2 separate regions of the Homo sapiens genome follow, and region 1 is linked to region 2. Evidence: read pairs that join two places in POLR2A ChIA-PET (ENCODE). Cell type or tissue: PC-3. All regions are shown on one strand. Each heading gives the region's core, and the rest is flanking DNA. Links, peaks and the distances in the headings are about the cores only. Region 1 has its middle 5.8 kb from the start of LINC01752. Region 2 overlaps PLCB1 (phospholipase C beta 1).

Region 1 (4,397 bases), core at 241-4,240, 2.0 Mb after region 2:
GTAATCCCAGCTACTCGTGAGGCTGAGGCAGGAGAATCACTTGAACCCAGGAGGCAGAGGTTGCAGTGAGCTGAGATCAAGCTGCTGCACTCCAGCCTGGGTGACGGAGTGAGACTCCATCTCAAAACAAACAAACAAACAAACAAACAAACAAACAGTGGCAAAAGACCCAAGGGCAAGCTGCAGGATGCCTTTACCATCCTTAGGAAAATAAGGTGCAAGGGGTGGCAGTGGAATTCCCAAAAGTACCTGATCTCTAAGCTTGGAGCTGTGGAAGAAGGGCCACCTGATGGGAGCTAAAGCAGGAGATGCAGCCACTGCCAGGACTCTGGAAAGGTGTAGGGGCAGTGAGGGACGAAAGCCAGGGAGACAATCGCCACCATCATTTGCTGTCCCTCTTCTCATCCTCTGATTTCCTGCCAGTGCTTCCAGTTGGCAAAGGCCAACCAAAAATCACAGGGCAAAGGAGCTGTAGGCCATAGATAGGAGGCAGGCTCCTGGGGTAGAAAGAGTGCAGAGAGGGGAGCAAAAGGAATCTGGTAGGGTAAGCAACACATGGAGAATGGCCAGCCCAGATTCAGCCCCTCCCTTCAACACCTGAAAATTCGGCCTGAATTCAAGACCATTATTTCTTTCTTGAATGTCTGGAAAAAACAAACAAATAAACAAACTTCCCAGTGGTCCCAGTTGACTTCAGTGTGTGCTCTAATTTCATTTTATAAACACCATTTCTTAGCAATTTCAATGCTGACAGATGGAGCTCATGTGCCAGCTAACAGGAAAAGAGCATCATCTATGAGCACAATTCCCCACGGCTGGAGCTCCTTGCCTATGTTCCCCCCTCAAGAGCATACATGAGGCTGCAAATCAAACAGATCTCATGTGATGATTAGGGAATTATCTGTATTTCATTAAGAAAAATAACTTGTACACTCGGTTTGAAAAAAGTATTGAAGGCCGGGCGTGGTGGCTCACGCCTGTAATCCCAGCACTTTGGGAGCCCAAGGCGGGCGGATCACGAGGTCAGGAGTTCTAGACCAGCCTGACCAACATGGTGAAACCCCGTCTCTATTAAAAATACAAAAATTAGCCGGGCGTGGTGGTGTGTGCCTGTAATCCCAGCTACTCAGGAGGCTGAGGCAGGAGAATCATTTGAACCTGGAAGGCAGATGTTGCAGTGAGCCGAGATTGCACCACTGCACTCCAGCCTAGGTGACAGAGTGAAACTCTGTCTCAAAAAAAAGTATTGAAAACATATTCTTGGGGCTTAATAGATATTCATAGAGAGTGCCGAACAGATATTTGTTAAAGGGGTGAATGTTACTTGTGACACTCACAATTAGTGGATCTTTACATGTGAATGTGTTGAATACAACCAGACCCCTTTAATTAGACACGCTGTTCTAAAATGAATTTCTAAGGTATGAATCTAATCTAATCACCTCTTGACTTACACAGGCTGGTAGCTTCCCATTGTCAAGAAGTTCTTATCATGGTGGAAAAGATCTCTTCGTCATCTCAACCTCCAAGCCTCACCCTGGTCTTTCCAGGTCTCTTCTCTTACCTATCCTGACACCATCTGTCCCCATCTACGCTAAGATCCTTATCAGTCCTGGAAGAACACACTCAAAGCCAATGATCTTTGCGCCCTCTGTATGTTCTCTCAACACTTAGCATTTTAATGAACATTGGCCCAAATTCCAGCTGCCAGCACCCGACACTCTGCCCAAGGGCTTCTCTGACCGACACAACCCACTCTGCCCATGTGTGGGGAAGGCTTCAAGTGCCAGGAAGTTAATGGCCCCTGGAAGCATCCCTGACCAGTGACTTCCAAGAATGGGTGTATAAATACCTCCACTCTTTCCTCCCTTGGGTGAGATAACTCTGAGGCACGTGTTTGACATTGCTTCATGGAGTTCCCCAGCAGGATTAAGTTCCAGTTGCCCTCAGTGGTAACTCGGGCTTGATTCATCCTTTATTTGCTTCCTTCCTTTCCTGTCTTACTTCCTCACCTCCCTACCAGTGTTCCGGTGAATCACCTTCCAAATAAACTACTCACATTGGAATCCTTGCTTCAGGGTTGGCTTTTGGAGGAACCTAACGTAAAATATTTCAGTATTCTCTTTCAGCTTTTTCTTGCCTTTGCATAAGACATTGTTTGTGTCTGGATTCCCCTTTGTTTCTTTTTAAACAAACATTTAAAATGACACAGGAAAGCACAGGAAAAGAAAGAATAAAATGTTTCTCCTTCATCACCTATTCCCCTCCCTTCTCTCTCTCATCCTGGTCTACTTTCCTTCCCAGAACTAACCACTATTTGGTATACATACCTCCAAATATTTTCTTTATATATACACATTTAAAAGTATGTAGATATACAAATGTAAATACATTTACCAATCTGTGTATACAATGATAAGTGAATTTGAACACATCCTTATACACAGTCCTTTTCACATGAATGAAATCACATTATACATGTTGCATTGTGACTTGTTTTTTTTTCAATAATACAATACCCTTAGATTCCATAATATAGTGTGATATACTATAATTATTGAAACATTTCTCCTATTGATGAACACTTAGGGTCCTGATACTTTTTCCACTGTTATAAAAAAATGCTGCAATGACTATGTGAGTGCATATATCTTGCACACATGTGCTGGCCATCCTGTAGATGAATGTGTCTGTTTGAGCTTTTTAGTTTTCAGCAATAGAAAACCCAACCTCGGCCGGGCGTGGTGGTTGACGCCTGTAATTCCAGCACTTTTGGAGGCTGAGGTGGGCAGATCACCTGAGGTCAGGAGTTCCAGAGCAGCCTGGCCAACATGGTGAAACCTCATCTCTACTAAAAATAGAAAAATTAGCCAGGCCTGGTGGCGGGTGCCTATAATCCCAGCTACTTGGGAGGCTAGGGCTGGAGAATCCCTTGAACCCAGGAGGAGGAGGTTGCAGTGAGCGATCCTGCCACGGCACTCCAGCAGGGGTGACAAGAATGAAACTCTATTTCAAAATAAAGAAAAAAAAGAAAAAAAAAGAAAACCCAACCTCAACTAGCTTAAGCAAAAGCAAATTTATGTGGTGAAAGGGTGGATCTGGTTTTAGAATCAGTTACCAAGGGCTCAAGAAGTGTCACAGGGACTGATCCCCCCACCCCCCCGTCCCCCATGTCGTGTCATTCTCCAGGTCTTTCCTTTTCATTGCCAGGAGCTCCAGGTTTCTACCCTCAGAACTCCAAGGCCATTGGAAAACAGAGGGCAGTTTTCTTAGTTGCCCAAGGAAATGTTCCCAAATTGTATCAAAAGCCCACCTCTAGGTTAATTATTGTGGCTGGAGGATGTAATCCATTCATAGGTCAGGGCTGGCCAGGTGTAGTGGCTCATGCCTGTAATCCCAGCACTTTGGGAGACTGAGATGGGTGGGTCACTTGAGGTCAGAAGTTCGAGACCAGCCTGGCCAACAGGATGAAACCCCGTCTCTACTAAAAATACAAAAATTAGCCAGGCATGGTGGCGGGCGCCTGTAATCCCAGCTGCTCGGGAGGCTGAGGCAGGAGAATGGATTGAACCCAGGAGGTGGAGGTTGCAGTGAGCAGAGATCACGCCACTGCACTCAAGCCCAGGCAACGAAGCGAGACTCCTTCTCAAAAAAAAAAAAAGAGAGAAACATAGGCTAGGACTAGGCATATGCCATGCCTTGTGACATAAACTGGACATGGGGAAGGGGAGTGATTCCCCAGTGTTAGTTAGCCTTGCTCTTGTCACTAGAAGGAGGAAGGAATGCTGTGTGGCAAGGAAAGGAATTAATGTCCACTTGAGATGGATTTGAGAAGGATGTCTGCAAGCAGAAATAAAGGGTTAAAGGGTGCTTACATTAAAAATTTTGATAGCTACTGCTCTCAAAATTGTATCGCGATTTATATTCCCAGTGCCAACAGTGTTTGAAGAGTCTGGCTCTCCAGAGCCTGTAGACACTGGATATTGTCAGTGTTTTAAATTTCAGCAGATCTGATATCTAAAAATGGTATCTCACTGTTCTAAACTGTTCTAGTATGGTGTTCTACGTGAACACCCTTTCATGTGTTTAGCTGGCCTTTGCATTTCTTTTTTTTTTTTTTTGAACTGCCTATGCATATCTTTTGGTCAAAATTCAATTGAATTGCCCTTTTTTATTGTTAGAGCTGCTACAAACATTACTGAAAAGGCAACTCAGTTGTGTGTGTGTGTATGCACACACATATATATTTATAATACATATGTTACTTAGGGTTTGTACCAGCTCTATGAGCTCCTTGAGGGTGGCACCTTGCTGTAATACAGCCTGACACCTAATACGAAGTAGAAATCAGTGATTATTTATCACGCAAATAAAGAAACAAATAAGTGAACGAATGA
Region 2 (4,397 bases), core at 162-4,161:
AAATAAACAACTCCTTTGAAAGTAACAAACAGATATTTTGTAAATCTTTCAGCAAAAGAAATTTGAAAAGCCAATGGCTCAAAGTTAACAGTTTTTCAGTGGCAAAGAAGTATTTATTCTGGCTCAATTTAGAGCAAACTACACATGAAACCTCATTCAAAGTGTGACTTTGCTAGCAGTTTACTCAACAATGGGCATGTCATCTAGAGTTCCCAACATTTTTACCATCCTGCAATAGCAGTCATAGGAGAATATGCCTCAATCAAAATCAGGCTAAAAATTTGTTTCAATTCTGCATGTGAGCTGGGACCTTAAGTCTTTCTGGTCGCTATTTGGTAGGGGACCAAATGTGGCCAGTCACACTGGAAAAGTTTATTTTAGATTGTCCCACTTTGTGACATGCACTAGGATCTTTTCATGTGGAGAGTTCATTTTTTCCCTATGAAAAAAGAGATTCAATTAGTTTATTCATTTTGTAGGTAATTTTGAGGGCATTGGGGAAAACAGAAGTAGGTGGTCCCTCGAAGCAACTTGTACAATAAAATATTTTGGCCTCAATTTGACACAAAATGATGTTGTACATTGCTGCACATAAGTCCCATGGAAACTTATTATGTTATAAACAACAAGAGACACTCTTAGAAGGGAATACTTGGCTCCTTTCCAGTAGAGTTCTGAATTCTGGAGAAACATTCGACTGCATGTTTTCTAGCAATGAGATATTCGATTCAGTCCTTGAGTGTATGTGGGTTTCAGTTTTGTTTGAGTTGTGGCTTTTTATGAAATCCATAGTGGTAGAATTTTCAAGATGGACGCAGTAAACACTGGCCAGTCTTCTGACTCAGTGAAATAATTGGTTTCCTGGGGATTTCCATACCTGGGTTTGCCAAAGCCAGTAGGAAACATGGGGAAACCCCATCTCTACCAAAATACAAAAATTAGCCAGGTGTGGTGGTGGGCGCTGGTAGTCCCGGCTACTTGGGAGGCTGAGGCAGGAGAATCACTGGAACCCGGGAGGCGGAGGTTGCAGTGAGCCGAGATCGCGCCACTGCATTCAAGCCTGGGCGACTGAGTGAGACCACCCTGTCTCAAAAAAAAAAAAAAAAAGAAAAGAAAACACGGTTAGTCACAAGTTGCCTTGAGTCTGTTGTGAATATGCCAATGTTTATTGATCACTTTGCTGCTCCTGACTCTCTTTATAAGAAGAATCATCTTTTGAGGGGAATATTTAATGAACTATCTCCATAACCTCATAAAACAGTCAATAAATGTGTAATTTACTTTTTCTCTGATGCTTAATTTGTCTTTGATGCTTCTTAGAACACAGGTTTTCTGCTTAATTTAGCTCATCATCAAGAGAGAATTCCGGGAAGCTTTAGGGCATTTTAATTCATTCCCAAAGAACATTTCATCATGTAGCTACTGGCTCTTTTTTTTCCCTCCACCAAGGGAATATAGACTGATTTTCCTTATTTCCCCTCTGACATCTTTGTAACAGGGTGATTGACTCATCCCTCTGCTTGAAGTTAGTCTTGTTAGACCTACCGCTGGGCTCTGAGACAGAACCTTAAATGCGGCTGATATCTCCTGTGTTTGGGAGAGAAAAGGCAAACTTCGGGATTTAAAATAAAATATTTTTTAAAGTAATGCATTTGTGCCTCCTCTAATCTTTTGCGGCTTGATGGGGAAATGGATTCTTCCTTGCCAGCACTTATTGGATCTTCTCCCAGAAGCCAAACTTGCAGAGTGGAAACTGGCTGCTTATAGACAGTGTTTCTGCTCATTGTCAAGTCTCAATTAACCACACAGTGGTTTGTTTTTGTTTGTTCTGTAGAAGAAAATTCTTTTTCATTTTTGTCAATATAAAGAATTGCCTTTTTAGGAAACAAATATAGTTATGCCTTATTTTCTTGAGTATAAAACTTAGACATGTTTACTCTCCTTCTGGGCAATACCAGGGCATTGGAACAATTTTAATTCCACTGGTCCCTCATCAGTTTATTTTTGAAATTTAATCTAATAGACTTTTAAACACATAAGACATTATTCTATGTTTTGATCATGGTTCATTTAGATATGTCTACATATTCACATATTCTTTGTGAAACGTTTTTTCTTGTATCTTCTGCCCATTTGGGATCATCATCTTGTACTTCCTCTAGAAGTTCCTTTCATGCGGTCTACTGGTGGGAAACTCTTTGGAGTTTTTATTTTTGTTTTTGTGCAGAAATGTCTTTGTTTGTTTAATGTAGTAATAGATGAGAATCTACATTTCCTCCATTCTGGAATGATATTTTCACTGGATATAAAATTTTGTGTTGGTGGTTATTTTCCTTTAGCACACTGAAGATAAACTTCCACCACCCTCTAGCATCTATTGCTGTTCTTGAGAGGTTAACTGTTAGTCTTAATACAGTTCTTTTGATGATAATTTATATTCCCCCTCCCCCCACCGACAGCATTTAGTATTTTTTTCTTACATTTTGTGCAGTTTTTCTATAGTGTGTCTAAATATGTGTTTGAGATGGCTAGATGGATCACTTTCCTCAGTTCTGCAAAAACTCTAAACTATCATGAAAGCAAATATGGCTTCTGTCATTTTTTTTCTTTCCTTCTAAGATTCCATATATATTTGCATATAAAATAAAATGAACCTTTTTACTCCATCTCCTCTGTCAATGAATTGTTTTTAGTATTTTCCATCCTTCGTCTTTCTTTACTGCTCTGTGGGCAATTTTTTTTCCTACACTTTTTGCAATGCACCAATTTTTTGTTTAAACTTCTATTCTATGCATCCACTGAGTGTTTAATTTCAGGTTTTGTATTTTATTTCCAGATGTTCTATTTGGTTTATTTTCAAATATATAATCTGTATGTCTTAGCTTGTTGCAGGGAAGCTTTCCTGTGAGATTTCTCACTCTGGGAAAGCCTCAGCTCTTGACTGTAGGCTCCTCACCTTTCAAGGCTATCAAAGGGTGAACACACAATTTCCATCATGAGCAAAAGCCTATCAGGGCAAAAGCAGCTTCCTTGCTTATTACCTTTCTAGGTTCAATGTCCCCTTCAGTTTGACCCTGATCATTAAGTTGTTGTAGTTCTCTGGGTCTTTAAAGATAGTTTTAATGGCCAGGCATGGTGGCTTATGTCTGTAATCCCAACACTTTGGGAGGCCAAGACAGCAGGATCACTTGAGGTCAGGAGTTTGAGACCAGCCTCGCCAACATGGTGAAACACTGACTCTATTAAAAACAATACAAACATTAGTCAGGCATGCTGGTGTGCACCTGTAATCCCAGCTACCCTGGAGGCTAAGGTGGGAGAATTGCTTGGACCTGGGAGGTGGAGGCTGCAGTGAGCCGAGATCATGCCACTGCACTCCAGACTGTGTGACAGCGCAAGACTCTATATCGAAAAAAAAAAAAAGCTTTAGTATCAAACCCAGCTTCTTAATTTTTTTCAGTGGAAAGGATGGTCCAAATAACCTAATCAGCCATTACCAGAAATAGAAAGTCCCCACATTGCATTTCTGAAATATTTGAATTAGTTAACATCTGTATCAGTCAGGGTTCAACTAGAAAAACAGAGCCAGTAAAAGATTGTGTGTGTGTGTGACAGTAATTGGCTTATGCAATTTTGGTGGATGGCTATCTGCCCCGTTCTCAATGCTGTCTCTCTAATGATGGACCCTAGCAGGCAGGCAGGAAAGGAAAATTACAAGTAGGCTTGGTGACTAGAGTAACCAGCAGAAGCTGAGCCTCTTTGTCACAGAGTTGAACATACACACATACACACACACACACACACACACCCCTGGCCCAGGAGTCAGACAATTAAAGGAAGACCCAATGGGCAGGGGAAGTGATTGCAGGCTCAGCTGCTGCTTCCCATCAACCAGACACATAAATCAACAGATCAGCAACAATGCCTGAGTATTACACAATGACTGCTGACTCCCCCATCAGCCCTCCAATTCTCAGAAGAATCTCCATGGAACCCACAATAGCTGGAAACATACAGAAAGGGAACTCTGGGAAATATAGTTTGGCTGAGACAGTTGGCACAATAAGAAGCATCACACTGTTAAGTAAAAATCAGAAAATGTTTTATTTCAAAAATACTCTGTGTCTCTTGAAAAATTAGATTCTAAGATTATAATAGAAACATGCAAAGAATTTCTAAAGCTAAGAAGAAGCTGTCCCTTAGGGCTGCATGGTACTCCCTAGGCTGTTTCAAAGATTGCTATTGTCTATTGGCCCCATAAGGTAACTGAGTTTGAGATTTAAACAAAAATTAAAACTTAGATTCGCATGGATGCCGTTGATTCCTCCCCCTTTTCTTTACCATATCAACTTTCTTTCCCCCTCCTTTGTCCATATTTTTCTTTCTTGAGGATGAGA

The links. ChIA-PET counts read pairs that join two places held together with the same protein. Peaks named below come from ENCODE experiments on the same cell type or tissue, not always from the same donor. Only the 100,000 strongest peaks of a DNase experiment are listed, where the experiment ranks them.
Region 1: POLR2A ChIA-PET joins it to region 2 with 7 read pairs; 2 of 35 experiments call an interaction of 5 or more read pairs at or near these places.

Annotation. Positions count from the first base shown.
Region 1 is chr20:10,756,694-10,761,090 of GRCh38, forward strand. No RefSeq gene overlaps it. Among named protein-coding and RNA genes, the nearest start is that of LINC01752, 5.8 kb to the left of the region's middle. In PC-3, for the core only: no CTCF peak of the experiment used is centred there; a DNase peak (open chromatin) is centred at 1,998; H3K27ac peaks cover 3,154 bases.
Region 2 is chr20:8,794,788-8,799,184 of GRCh38, forward strand. All of the region lies in intron 31 of PLCB1 (phospholipase C beta 1), which reads left to right. Among named protein-coding and RNA genes, the nearest start is that of RNU105B, 34 kb to the right of the region's middle. In PC-3, for the core only: no CTCF peak of the experiment used is centred there; no DNase peak of the experiment used is centred there.